Linked DNA regions of Homo sapiens: region 1 is linked to region 2. Evidence: chromatin contacts called from ENCODE Hi-C or POLR2A ChIA-PET data. All regions are on one chromosome and are shown on one strand. Each heading gives the region's core, a stretch centred on a gene start or an enhancer-like site at or near the end of the contact. The rest is flanking DNA. Distances are from core to core; before and after follow the strand shown.

The links. Hi-C counts contacts between places; a loop is a spot of excess contacts on that map. ChIA-PET counts read pairs that join two places held with the same protein, here RNA polymerase II (POLR2A). Pooled maps may share reads with other maps.
Region 1: a map of endothelial cell of umbilical vein shows a loop between it and region 2 (4-fold over the local background). The contact joins the enhancer-like site here to the promoter of CPNE4 in region 2. A Hi-C loop is called at or near these places in 3 of 168 maps with a recorded cell type or tissue (Calu3, endothelial cell of umbilical vein and mammary epithelial cell) and 6 of 50 pooled maps. POLR2A ChIA-PET finds 5 or more read pairs at or near these places in 2 of 52 experiments (MCF 10A and PC-9).

What each region holds. Positions count from the first base shown.
Region 1 is chr3:132,133,137-132,140,600 of GRCh38, forward strand. No RefSeq gene overlaps it. Among named protein-coding and RNA genes, the nearest start is that of TRC-GCA6-1, 92 kb to the right of the region's middle. Within about 2 kb of position 1,600, at least 4 of the 41 ENCODE cell types and tissues checked have a DNase peak (open chromatin) inside an H3K27ac peak, as active enhancers do; they include PC-9, endothelial cell of umbilical vein and mammary epithelial cell, where a contact is called at or near this core.
Region 2 is chr3:132,032,002-132,038,690 of GRCh38, forward strand. CPNE4 (copine 4) reads right to left here and starts at 3,013. Exons shown (of 16, transcript NM_130808.3): 1 at 2,566-3,013. RefSeq lists an enhancer at 2,593-2,762 and a silencer at 3,138-3,237.

The DNA of each region.
Region 1 (7,464 bases), core at 350-2,849, 100 kb after region 2:
GTCAGCTCTTGCAGTCAAGATGTTGTCATTGTCGGTTGAATGAAATCTTTAGGGTTACAGGAAGCATTGATAGTGTGTCATTTAGCCCTTTTCATCTGTCACTGCTAAAGGGCTCAAAGGCACACCAGGTGCCCAGTGGGACCCAGTACAAAGTACTGTTATGGTTACATCTGAATTTGTAACCCAATTTAGTATAAAATTTAGTATGGCTTTGCGATAAACAGAAAGGAGAAAGAGAAACCCTGGCTTGTCCTGTGAAGGAAAGCACAGCATTTCTCCTTGGCCATCAGTGCCAACCCATTGCTCTATCTTTGCCACCAAAGTTGAAAACTGTTTAGCAGTGTCTCTGTTGTGGCTTCCAAATTATCCCTAGAATAGATTAAGAAATTCTAGGAAATATCAAGTCAGGAAGAGACACAGGTCCTCAGAAACATAATTGGAGATAATTCGCTTCCTAGATCAGCATCCAGACTGTAGACTCCTCTTTGTCTTAATAAACAAACAAGGAAGTAAATAAAGAAATCAGAAGCAGTTACATTTGCTGCCAGAGAGCACTAAAAAATAATAATAATTTCAAGACGCAAGAAATATTTTATAGAACAAGAGACAAAACAACAATAGAGGAATTTTGTTGAGGTGTGCAAACTGTTATTTAAATACACATCAGCTGAAGAGTCTATCACAAAGAGTATAGAGAGTACAAGAAGATTAAGAAATATATTACAACAAGAACTTCAGAGGTTAAATAATTACTAGCATCAAATTTCATATTTAAAATAAAACTCCAGACATTCATTTAGTTGAAACATACAGTTAAATGGCGGCCAAAAGAAAATCTAATTGCTATGGATAGAACATTTGCAAATGTCATATGAGAAAGTCATTTTTTCAGGCAACATATTATACATTTTTAAATATCAAAAAAATGAGGTCTGGAGTTAAACAAAATTAAATCAAATGAAAATTCAGGGTCAGTGCTTAAAACTATTGTCGAATGTTAAATATCTAGGAAAGTTTCAAAATTTCTGGGATTCAAAGGGTGGGGAAGATAAATAATTTCTAAATAATCCAGAAGTTTAGGGGATCCTATACTACATATGTGACTTTATGAAGTATTATTTTTATAACTGGAAACTTCCTTCTTAAACTACTCCCATCCCCAAAACCCCACCAACACCACCTTAGCCTTGTCTCATGTAACTATATCAAATATTCAGAAATATTTTATACTCTTTTCTGATATATTTTTAGCCTTTAGACAGCAGTGGGTTCTAACACTTTGCAATCAATCTTCTCTAGCCCCCTTCTAGCAAAATTTCAATGTGATATAATATGTGATTATTATGCCTTTCCAATTCTCTAGGTAAACTAGAAGTGAAATGAAATCAAAGTGAATTCTGCACTACTGAAGGGGGAGGGAGGATTTCCTGTGCCTTCAGTTAGTTTAGAATCTAATTGGGAAGAATTGAGGTAAAAGGGCAATATACTACAGAGTTTTAAATAATATGACAGCAATAATTACAGTATTATATTGGGAATATACTTGGGAAGAGGGGAAAATAAGGTCAGAGATAGCTGCCAAGAGGAAATGATGTCTCAGCCGAAACCAGAAAGGCATGCAAGAGGTAGGCAAGGAAAGAACAATAAACACTGAGTCATGATCTCAACTTTCTACATCTAAATGTTTCAATATCCTGGAATGTCTAAGTTTGACATAAATATAAGTGGAATTTTATAACAGCAGGCCAATAACTTGAAAGTGTTAATGCTGCACATCTACTTAACCAATGCCAGGAGACCTCCACACAGTTTATTTCATAGCCCCTTAAGTGATGCCATATGGGCCATCACTGATTTTTAGAATCACCCTTCTGGAAATCTCACTTTGCTTTGCTCTAAGAAGCTATAGTGGGTACCTGTTCCCTGCACCCACAGCCTCTTCCTTCCTCTAGAATCTAGAAAAGATAATGTCAGCAATTATATTATTTTCTCTATCCACCATTTCAGACACAGCCTTATTTCATAAAAGAAAGTATACTTGATAAAAATATTCAAAAACTGAGTTGTGGTGGTATTGGTACATTTTCTATCAATTTACTAAAACTACTTATTGTACTCTTACAATGAATAAATTTTGACATTATGTAAATTATACCTCAATAAAGTGCACCTAAATGTTGAACTTTTAAATTTATATATTATTTATTTTTCAAAATCTTAGGGCCCTGCATTTTTTATGCATTTCTATATACATTATTTATTTATAGAGGCATCAGCCACACTTCTGTTTCCTGGTTCCTACCCCAACCTCTGTGACCTCAGCAAGCAGCATAGCCTCTCTGAAACTCAATTTCCTCACATTTATAAATGAGCTTTTATATTATTTACAAACCTACCTCATAGAGCAGGTTGCAGGCTACATGAGAAGGTGCAAGTTCAATGCCAAGCAGGGTCCTAGTATTTAATAAAAGCTCAATAAATATTCATTTTCTTCTTTCCTTCTCTTACTTGAAGTATAACATTTGATAATGAATTTTCTCATTGCAACAATAACACCCCTTCCACTGAGGGATTTGTATCCCTGCTTAAGAAGCTATTAGTATTCTACAGCAGCGACTCACCCCACACAATCTTGGCAGAATACATCCCTCTACCTCTCTGGTCAATAACCTGCCTGGCCTGTGACCCCAGGCTTCCTGAGAAGCACCAAGTCCTCCCAGCTTTCCCCCTTGCCAGTGGCCTTCTGAAAGTGATACCATTCCGTTTGCGTCTTTCATTTAAGAGACAAAAGCTGGTCCCAGGCCACAGCAGGCTTTCAAAAGCACCTCCAGGATTCTTAATAGGTCATGAGAGAGAGAACTGCCACCCAGAAAAGATAGAATCAACTAGCCTGCTTCTTTTCTGGTGGCACACAGAGTTCATCAGCAACCCCGGACTGTGTAGTTAATGCCTCACCCAGGGAACAAGGGAGAATTAAGATGTCTGGAATGAGAAGCAGCTGAGAATGGGAAGCTTTGTCCCTGGAGCCAATTGTAGCTTAGACTCAACCTGCTAATGTGTATTTCTCTCTCCATGACTCATTTTGGGTAAATGCTAACAAGGACTAGTCACTCTCCTCCTCTCAGCAGCCTCAGGAGGGACTGGGATCATGACTGCAGCCTCAAGCTATGCAAGCAGCTCAAAGCTACCCTCTCTCTGTGTGGATTAAATGTAGGCAAAGTTTCTCCCTTCAGGATGAATCTTTGGTTTCTTCTCTTTAACCTTCTAGGTCTGCAACCCCCTTGCCCTCCTGGTCTGGTAACTCTACTCCTGAGACCTTCTGAAAGCCAGTGTGCTTTCCAGGGAGACTGATGTTTCACATCACTGTTTTCTCTCCCTCTTCCCCGTCACTGACAGTGGTCCAATGCCCGCAATTCCACTGAAGGACTTTCATTCCTTTAGCCTAAGGATTCCACTCTCAAAACATAACTGTCCTCATTTAATAATATATGTTAATATTCTTAAAACCTTCAATTTATCACCCCCACTGTAAGAATTTAGTCTGACAAACCAGAAACATGCAAAAAGATTTCTGTACAAAGATGCTTATTGCAGTATTGTTCATAATATCAAAAAATGAAACCAATATAACTGCCCCAAAATTAAAATATGAAATAAATTATGGTATAACTATAAAGCAATATTAAAAATCGTGTTTGCAGATCATATGCTGATAGTTAATAAAAAGAGCAGGAAAAACCTACATAGTGAGTCTGATCAAAACAATGAACAGGTACAGCTCCCAGCCTGAGCGACGCAGAAGATGGGTGATTTCTGCATTTCCATCTGAGGTACTGGGTTCATCTCACTAGGGAGTGCCAGACAGTGGGCGCAGGTCAGTGGGTGCGCGCACCGTGCGCAGGCCAAAGCAGGGTGAGACATTGCCTCCCTCGGGAAGCGCAAGGGGTCAGGGAGTTCCCTTTCCTAATCAAAGAAAGGGGTGACGGACGGCACCTGGAAAATCGGGTCACTCCCACCCGAATACTGCGCTTTTCCGATGGGCTTAAAGGTGCACCACGAGATTATATCCCGCACCTGGCTCGGAGGGTCCTACGCCCACCGAGTCTCGCTGATTGCTAGCACAGCAGTCTGAGATCAAACTGCAAGGCGGCAGCGAGGCTGGGGGAGGGGCGCCCACCATTGCCCAGGCTTGTTTAGGTAAACAAAGCAGCAGGGAAGCTCGAACTGGGTGGAGCCCACCACAGCTCAAGGAGGCCTGCCTGCCTCTGTAGGCTCCACCTCTGGGGGAAGGGTACAGACAAACAAAAAGACAGCAGTAACCTCTGCAGACTTAAATGTCCATGTCTGACAGCTTTGAAGAGAGCAGTGGTTCTCCCAGTATGCACCTGGAGATCTGAGAACGGGCAGACTGCCTCCTCAAGTGGGTCCCTGACCCCTGACCCCCAAGCAGCCTAACTGGGAGGCACCCTCCAGCAGGGGCACACTGACACCTCACACTGCAGGGTACTCCAACAGACTTGCAGCTGAGGGTCCTGTCTGTTAGAAGGAACACTAACAAACAGAAAGGACATCCACACCATAAACCCATCTGTACATCACCATCATCAAAGACCAAAAGTAGATAAAACCACAAAGATGGGGAAAAAACAGAACAGAAAAACTGGAAACTCTAAAAATCAGAGTGCCTCTCCTCCTCCAAAGGAACGCAGCTCCTCACCAGCAAGGGAACAAAGCTGGACGGAGAATGACTTTGACGAGCTGAGAGAAGAAGGCTTCAGACGATCAAATTACTCTGAGCTACGGGAGGACATTCAAACCAAAGGCAAAGAAGTTGAAAACTTTGAAAAAAAATTAGAAGAATGTATAACTAGAATAACCAATACATAGAAGTGCTTAAAGGAGCTGATGGAGCTGAAAACCAAGGCTCGAGAACTACGTGAAGAATGCAGAAGCCTCAGGAGCCGATGCGATCAACTGGAAGAAAGGGTATCAGCGATGGAAGATGAAATGAATGAAATGAAGCGAGAAGGAAAGTTTAGAGAAAAAAGAATAAAAAGAAATGAGCAAAGCCTCCAAGAAATATGGGACTATGTGAAAAGACCAAATCTACGTCTGATTGGTGTACCTGAAAGTGATGGGGAGAATGGAACCAAGTTGGAAAACACTCTGCAGGATATTATCCAGGAGAATTTCCCCAATCTAGCAAGGCAGGCCAACGTTCGGATTCAGGAAATACAGAGAACTCCACAAAGATACTCCTCGAGAAGAGCAACTCCAAGACACATAATTGTCAGATTCACCAAAGTTGAAATGAAGGAAAAAATGTTAAGGGCAGCCAGAGAGAAAGGTCGGGTTACCCTCAAAAGGAAGCCCATCAGACTAACAGCGGATCTCTCGGCAGAAACCCTACAAGCCAGAAGAGAGTGGGGGCCAATATTCAACATTCTTAAAGAAAAGAATTTTCAACCAAGAATCTCATATCCAGCCAAACTAAGCTTCATAAGTGAAGGAGAAATAAAATACTTTACAGACAAGCAAATGCTGAGAGATTTTGTCACCACCAGGCCTGCCCTAAAAGAGCTCCTGAAGGAAGTGCTAAACATGGAAAGGAACAACCGGTACCAGCCGCTGCAAAATCATGCCAAAATGTAAAGACCATCGAGACTAGGAAGAAACTACATCAACTAACGAGCAAAATAACCAGCTAACATCATAATGACAGGATCAAATTCACACATAACACTATTAACTTTAAATGTAAATGGACTAAATGTTCCAATTAAAAGACACAGACTGGCAAATTGGATAAAGAGTCAAGACCCATCAGTGTGCTGTATTCAGGAAATCCATCTCACGTGCAGAGACACACATAGGCTCAAAATAAAAGGATGGAGGAAGATCTACCAAGCAAATGGAAAACAAAAAAAGGCAGGGGTTGCAATCCTAGTCTCTGATAAAACAGACTTTAAACCAACAAAGATCAAAAGAGACCAAGAAGGCCATTACATAATGGTAAAGGGATCAATTCAACAAGAAGAGCTAACTATCCTAAATATATATGCACCCAATACAGGAGCACCCAGATTCATAAAGCAAGTCCTGAGTGACTTACAAAGAGACTTAGACTCCCACACATTAATAATGGGAGACTTTAACACCCCACTGTCAACATTAGACAGATCAACGAGACAGAAAGTCAACAAGGATACCCAGGAATTGAACTCAGCTCTGCACCAAGCGGACCTAATAGACATCTACAGAACTCTCCACCCCAAATCAACAGAATATACATTTTTTTCAGCACCACACCACACCTATTCCAAAATTGACCACATACTTGAAAGTAAAGCTCCCCTCAGCAGATGTAAAAGAACAGAAACTATAACAAACTATCTCTCAGACCACAGTGCAATCAAACTAGAACTCAGGATTAAGAATCTCACTCAAAACCGCTCAACTACATGGAAACTGAACAACCTGCTCCTGAGTGACTATTGGGTACATAACGAAATGAAGGCAGAAATAAAGATGTTCCTTGAAACCAACGAGAACAAAGACACAACATACCAGAATCTCTGGGACGCATTCAAAGCAGTGTGTAGAGGGAAATTTATAGCACTAAATGCCCACAAGAGAAAGCAGGAAAGATCCAAAATTGACACCCTAACATCACAATTAAAAGAACTAGAAAAGCAAGAGCAAACACATTCAAAAGCTACCAGAAGGCAAGAAACAACTAAAATCAGAGCAGAACTGAAGGAAATAGAGACACAAAAAACCCTTCAAAAAATTAATGAATCCAGGAGCTGGTTTTTTGAAAGGATCAACAAAATTGATAGACCGCTAGCAAGACTAATAAAGAAAAGAAGAGTGAAGAATCAAATAGACGCAATAAAAAATGATAAAGGTGATATCACCACCGATCCCACCGAAATACAAACTACCATCAGAGAATACTACAAACACCTCTACGCAAATAAGCTAGAAAATCTAGAAGAAATGGATAAATTCCTTGACACATACACCCTCCCAAGACTAAACCAGGAAGAAGTTGAATCTCTGAATAGACCAATAACAGGATCTGAAATTGTGGCAATAATCAATAGCTTACCAACCAAAAAGAGTCCAGGACCAGATGGATTCACAGCCGAATTCTACCAGAGGTACAAGGAGGAACCGGTACCATTCCTTCTGAAACTAGTCCAATCAACAGAAAAAGAGGGAATCCTCCCTAACTCATTTTATGAGGCCAGCATCATTCTGAAACCAAAGCCAGGCAGAGACACAACCAAAAAAGAGAATTTTAGACCAATATCCTTGATGAACATTGATGCAAAAATCCTCAATAAAATACTGGCAAACCAAATCCAGCAGTACATCAAAAAGCTCATCCACCATGATCAAGTGGGCTTCATCCCTGGGATGCAAGGCTGGTTCAATATACGCAAATCAATAAATGTAATC
Region 2 (6,689 bases), core at 1,763-4,262:
AATACACAAGCAGATTAAGTATACTTTAGAACAAACACCTTTTAATTAAAACCTCTAAAACCAGAGTCCCCTTAAGACAAACCAATAATTCACCAAAATGTCATGTTGCTACTGGAGACTTGGAGATAAACAGGAAGTCTTTTAATTTCTTTTTACACTTAAGAAACAACTCAGAGCAACTATTTTCAAAGAAATATTTAGGAATTTTAGTAAAGCAACTATCTCAAACTGGGAAGTCACTGTACCGCATCTGTGCCTTCTCCCAGTCAAATATGCTGGGCCTGTGTCTGGGAGAATAAAAATAAGGTTGACCACTCACAGGAAAGGCATAAGTTTGATGGCCATGGGAGTTTTTACTTGTTAACACATAAGTAGAGGTTTGGTTCAATTATAGGCAATCTCTTCTCACACAATCATACAAAACTGCCCAGGATTAAACATCTACTATTGCTATAGACCAATATATCCTTTTATGTAATGTTAATGGAAAAGTCACCTCATTCTGATGTGTTTTGAGTTTGATCCTCTAAAACCATAAGAATCTTCCCATGAGAGATAGTTGAGAAAATGTTGGCCTTTATTAGTATGCACTATTAACACAGGTGTTCTGACTGCATTTTCCAACCCTCCCTCTATTTTATGCACCTCTCTACATGTGAGAACTTTTGACTAACTCTGAGTCCTGACCTGCCAGAGTGACTTTGTCAGTCTCTCTTTAAAAATGGGCAGGTGAATGAGTTCAGCCTAGAAGCAGCAGCTCGGTAAGGGAAATGAAAATATCAGAAGTTATCTAATCACAGCCATAGCCATGCTGAGCTTCATCTTATCTTTTGGTTAATAAAAAGAAATGGGACCTTCCGAAACTTGAAGGGCATCAAATTAAGTTTTTGCTTGCCTCTGGCTTTTTGGGGGATATGCTATGTGGTTTAACCAGCATATACTAACTACAAAAATTGACATGGATTCAAAACACCTGTGTCATAGGACGGTGGGTGTTTGTTTTTTTGTTTTGTTATAAAGCAGAAAATAAAACACAAAGGCCTTTGAGAACAGGGATTGTTAAGGGAATAGAAGAGTATGGAGAAAAGAACACTTTATTTGAAGTTAAGGTAATTGTGTACGCCTGTGTATGTGTGCGCGCGGGGGCGCGCGAATGAGCAGGATTTAGTTTCATTTAAAGATAACATATTAAAGTATCTTGGACAGCTCAAAAGTGCTGTTCAGGAAACAAAACCAAGTGAGCCAAGAAAAACCAGAACAGTGCTTTTAAAATCCCTGGCAAAGCAGCAAGAGGATGAAGAGTTGGTTTTGCATAGTTTTGAACACAGGGTGTAAAGGTGCTGAGGCATCTTTTCCCACAAGTCACTGAAATCCTGTGAGAGTGTGTGAGTGTGTGTGTGTGTCTGTGTGTGTGTGTGTGTGTGTGTAGAGGGAGAGGTTCTCAGATGTCTCTCTTGCAAAGCTTCCCAGAGCACTCTCGCTTCCCTAGCCCCCTCCCGCCTCACTCTGCTCACCTTTCCCCCCTCCACTTCCCAACCACCCACATCAAGCCCTTCATAGATTTGCGCCCCTTGGATCATCTCTGCCGCCTGTGACTTTCCCTGGAGCCTAGCAGGTTCTGGGGCTGAAAGGCAATCCGCCAAGGCGCCCTGGGGCGCCGTCAGATTTGGAACATAGAATGGGAAATAGGGCCTTAAAGCCCACCTACTCCAAGATGAAGGAGGAGCATTTTTCATCAGGGTTTAGCCTGCTCCTCACCGGATGGTAATCAGCACTCGCTTGACTTGGCGTGGACCACCTCCTAATTATCTCCATTGGATTCAGCCCTAACAGTTCTCGTGTGTCTGTGATACCACGCGGGGTCGTGATCTCCTTACTCAGCTGTGGCTTGGTTTCAGTGGTCCCTCCAGTCCCGTCCCCTGTCCCCGTCCCCCTTTCCTTCTGGCTACTTTATTCCATAGAGGAAGAAGCGCTGAAGGACTACGTTGAATCAAAGCACTTGCAAGCCTATTCATTAGTTTTTAACACTGAGAAGAGGCAACTAAAATATTATTAGAACCTCATTGTAAGAAGTGTGGGGGAGGAGGTTGAGAGGCTGAATCCAACCGCAGCCAGGTCAAGCCATTGGAAGGGACTACAATGTCCCACAGCTTTCTCACTGTCAGAGAGGAAGCTGCAACTTCAGCCAGAACTCCCTTCCCCTCCCCTTCCCCGATTTTGAAAACCGTACCCCTTCTTCCGCCTTCGGGACTTCCCTGACCTATCCCTCACCCGTGCCATGCTGTCCCCTCCCCTCCGCGGTCTTTCTCCCCAACTCCATTCGCCCCACCCCACCTGGGCGAGTTGGGTGGATGTCAGAAGGCGAGAGGTAGGGGATGGAAGTCCCTTCAGATTAAAGACGTTGCTTGCTGCTGCTTTTTAAAACAACAACAGCAATGACAAACGTGCAAAGGTGAGCGAGAACCAGTGCATCTCAAAAGTTGGTCTTGCTACGCAGCAGCTCCAACAGACTTTGCAATCACAGCGCCCCAGGAACACAGGAATGAAGAGTTGGCATTTACTTACCTGGGTGTGCCAATCTCGAAGAGTGGAGAGAGAATTCAGCCCGGGACGAGGTCTGTCCCGCCCCCAGGATGCAAAATCCGGCTTTGAAGTGGAGGTGGTTGGTGTGGTAGTTTTGTACTGATGTAAGGGGCGTCGCACCTCCTTCCCCTCTCGTCCTCCGAGGTCAGTTTAGCAACAGCGGCTGGGAAAGGTGCTGAGAGCAGAGTTCGGTCTCTCCGGAAACCCTGACTCCATTCTCGGTGATGGGGGTGGGGGAAGAGGGTGAAAATGTTGGAGATGTCAGGTCGGCTCTCAGTTAACTCGGAGAGTAAAGAGGAGGGTACTGAGAAAAGAGGGAGGGAGTGGAGTGGAGCGAGGGAGGAAGGAAAGGAGGGTGGCAGAAAGAGAAGGGGACGAGCGGGTGGCGGGGAGATGGCAGCTTCTCACAGAGAGATTTCCACCTTCTGACGAATCCCATGCACCCAGCAACCCGGCAAGAGACTGGTTCCGAAACCTCCGCGCGAGCGCCCCCTGGGGGTTGCTGACGGAGACGAGCATTGCCCCGGGAACCCGAGCTCAGGCCCCGCCCAGGCCTTGGCGGCGGCGCTCTCCGTGGTCCTGCCGCGCCCGCAGTCTGGGCTTTCTGCTCAGCTTTGTCGCTCAACTGAGCTCCTGGGGACACTTGATTTAGATCTCCAAGTGCTTGGTCTCCATCTCCACTCTAGGGTGGAGCGGTCGTATCGCGGCGCGGGTGTGGGGGGAATGGGAGTTACACTTTTTGGCACTCACCAAAGAAAACTTCTTAGATGGGTGCTTAACTGTCACCAAAAATGGTAAAGGTGTTGCTAATCTCTGGATCCTTCGTGTCTACAAAACTGTCTGGCGTATGGCAGGAGCCTGGAAATTATTTTTAGTAAGTAATGCATGAGTAAATTAATGGACAAAGAGTATTTTCTTCATCTCATGATGAGTTTCTGAATACATCTACCTCACAAATAAGATAAAGAAATACTTAGGGAGTACTTATGCTTAAAGATAGATATAAATATGCTGTCTTATGTAAGGGGTGACCACTTCCACATGTTTTAAAGCACTTTAGAGAGAAAGTATGGCCTTCCTATTTCAAACTTATTCAAATTCAGACAAATGAACTTATTCAAATACAGGGCATTGTTTCTGATTATGTCTGCTACCATAGACAAACTAGACAACTAAATTCTCTCTGCACATTGGTATTGTCAGACTCACAAATTGGACTTTGGAATTAATGAAGTAAAGTGAATGACGGTCTCTTTCTGACATTGGGATGGTATAGAGTGTGTTACATCTAACGTGGAGGGGAGATGGAAGGTCTTCCTTCTCACCCTATTAAGGGGCTATCTAACAAAGCCTCTCCAACCTGAAGGTTGGAGGAGATATTAGCCAAAATCTTTTCACTAACCATGAAGTTCTCAATTTCAAAGTCCAGAAAAGGAGAACCAATAGGGTAAGGAGGAAGACCCCCTCTTAATTGTTCTATAGAAGTAGACAGAAATATCTTTGATAAACAAAGGGACAACCTTCTGACAGAACACAAATAACATTTTTCTTCTTTCAGTCACCTCTAAAGCCTTTCTGAAATAGGATAACACTAAACATGGACCCTGGAAAGGACCTCAGGGAGCTTCTCTGTACACTGAAACTACCACAGAAATCCTTGGATTTGCTTTGATTGCAAAAACTTGGGTCACATGGCTATGCATAAGTCAATCGTTGTGACCTTTGGATATGGAATTACACTAATGGGCCAGGACTTCCACAATGTCTAGGAGCATGTGATGTCTTCTATAGCACTCCTGGAGCCAGGATGGAGCCCCACCTGATCTACACACATTGCGAGTGAGACACAGGGACAATTCTCCAAGGGATATTCAGGGTCCTCCTACCAGGAAAGGGGAGACGGATGCTAAGCAGGCAAAACCAGTGTATGACTACTAAATATGAAAATGTTAAGTCCAAAAACATTACTTCCAGGTTTTGTTAAGAGGTAGCCTCAGAGATAAACTCAAAATTTGAATTGGATTGAACTTGCAAAGATGAAGGAAGAAGAAGGAAAAGTCATTGTGCATTTCCTTGCATGTTAATTGTATCCTCTAAAATTTAATTTCTATGAAGGCAAGGGATATGTCTGTTTTGTCGTCTTGTTCATAATTATAACCCCAATGCCTAGAAAGGTGTCTACCACCTTCTACATTTATAAAATTAAAAATAATATAAATACCTTAGGGACCATTCAACATAAACTTCTTATATTACAGGTGAGAGAAAAGGAATTAAGATGTGCTGAGCATGTACTATTTCCAGGCAATCTGTTAGGCACTCTACTTACCATCCCATTTAATTTTTACAACAACCTGCCCAAGAAAGTTTTACTATATCTACAAAAATAAATCCAGGGTGTGGGCGGTTGAAATGACCAGACCAGGGAACACAACTAGTTAATGGGAGGATAGGGGTTGTTCATTGAAGCAGTCTCTAAAGGGGCAGCTAGAATAAGTGAACACATGGACCATAGAAAAGAAGTTATAGAGTCAATGCTCATAGGGAAAAAGAAAAACAACATAGTTATCTTTGGCCCTACATGTTAAAAGCATAGATACACAAACTAAACACAATGCCACAACTTGTGACAAATATGGTTTCCTTTGCCAGCAGGCTTCAGCTCCGTAATTAGAAACAAACAGTTGCCTGCATGCCAGTGCGCAGAAAACGTGCAGCTTTATGCCAGAAACTTGGAATTTTTTTCTGAAGGCATGACACTGAAGGTAAATTCAAAGAAGCTTTTTACAGGGCACATAAAGCAGAATTTACTTCCACCTCTTATATGAAATCAACAGCTCATCTGTACAAATGAAGATTTGTAACCAGCTAATAATCCATGTTTTCAATCACTGCCCCCACAGCAAGTTGCCCGCCAGCCACAGTCCCCTCAACAATTGTAACATCAAAATCCCCTTGTCTCTATCACTCACCTCCTCCCAGCTCTCCTTTTAATGGATTCTGAGCTGCTGGGTTCTACAGCCATGGTCAAATTTATCTAAAGCCAAGCCACAAAGTCACTGTGGCCCTGGTGTTCCCAAGTTGCAAAGGAAGCTTCAGCTCTGGGTAGATTCACTCGCCGGGTTTCTGTTTGATAAGATAAGAGGAGGCATCCGCTCAGTGTCTTATGCCAATATGAAAGGCATCTCACCCATCAGTGTGACAAGTGAAATCCTGGAATGAAGCCAGGGAACAAAAGGGAAGAAATGTGGATTCTTACCAATGCAGTTGATACCATTTTTTAAGGGGAGCAGATGATGAAGGGGAAAAACAGGCAGAGAGTCAGTGCCCTGCATCAAAAACCTTGGATCCTTCCCTGAATGAGTCAGGGTGAGCATTTAGTTTTGAAATGGAATTTCTGTTTCCTTTTATTTTCTTTCTTTTTTTTTTTTTTCTGTAAGAACTACTAAAGGAAACTGTTGTAAATAACAGGATATATTTTTGAGGCTGTGGATCATATAAGAACTTTGAATCTCACCCCAGGGCTATTTATAGCTCAAAAATTTGTTCTTTTTTTCTATTTCAAGTGATTTTTGAGAACTGACTGATATGTCTTCCTCTGGTGTTTCTGTATATGCCTGAGGTGTGATGTATTACTGGAAAGCAGAAAGGAACACTCTAAGAAAGCACTTTTTCTAAGATGCTAAGAGTCAAGGGAAAATGAACATACATGTTGCAAGCTGATGCAGGAATTAAATATTCCACTGTCTGTCATTCCTTTTTATGAGAACCCTATACCACCTGTGGTGCCTCTAACATTGGGTAACAACCTGTGCTACGAAAGGGCAGTTTATACTTCTGTCTACCAATAGGTGGCATCAAAATCTCTAGCTTTTCTTTCCTGTATTTTAAAAACCATAGGCAGAGGGCATTTTCTTTCTGAGATTTTACATTTTATCATGAGTGATGTTATAAAGGCCACTAAATAGCTCTGTATAATTTCAGAGCAGATTTTCCTATTGCTCTATTAATGAGGTCTCTCAGTTGTCCCTCTGAGCCTCAGTTTTCTCATTGTAAAAAGAAAGTATTTGGATTGAACTCCAGCTCCAAGATTCTGCTTTTTAACT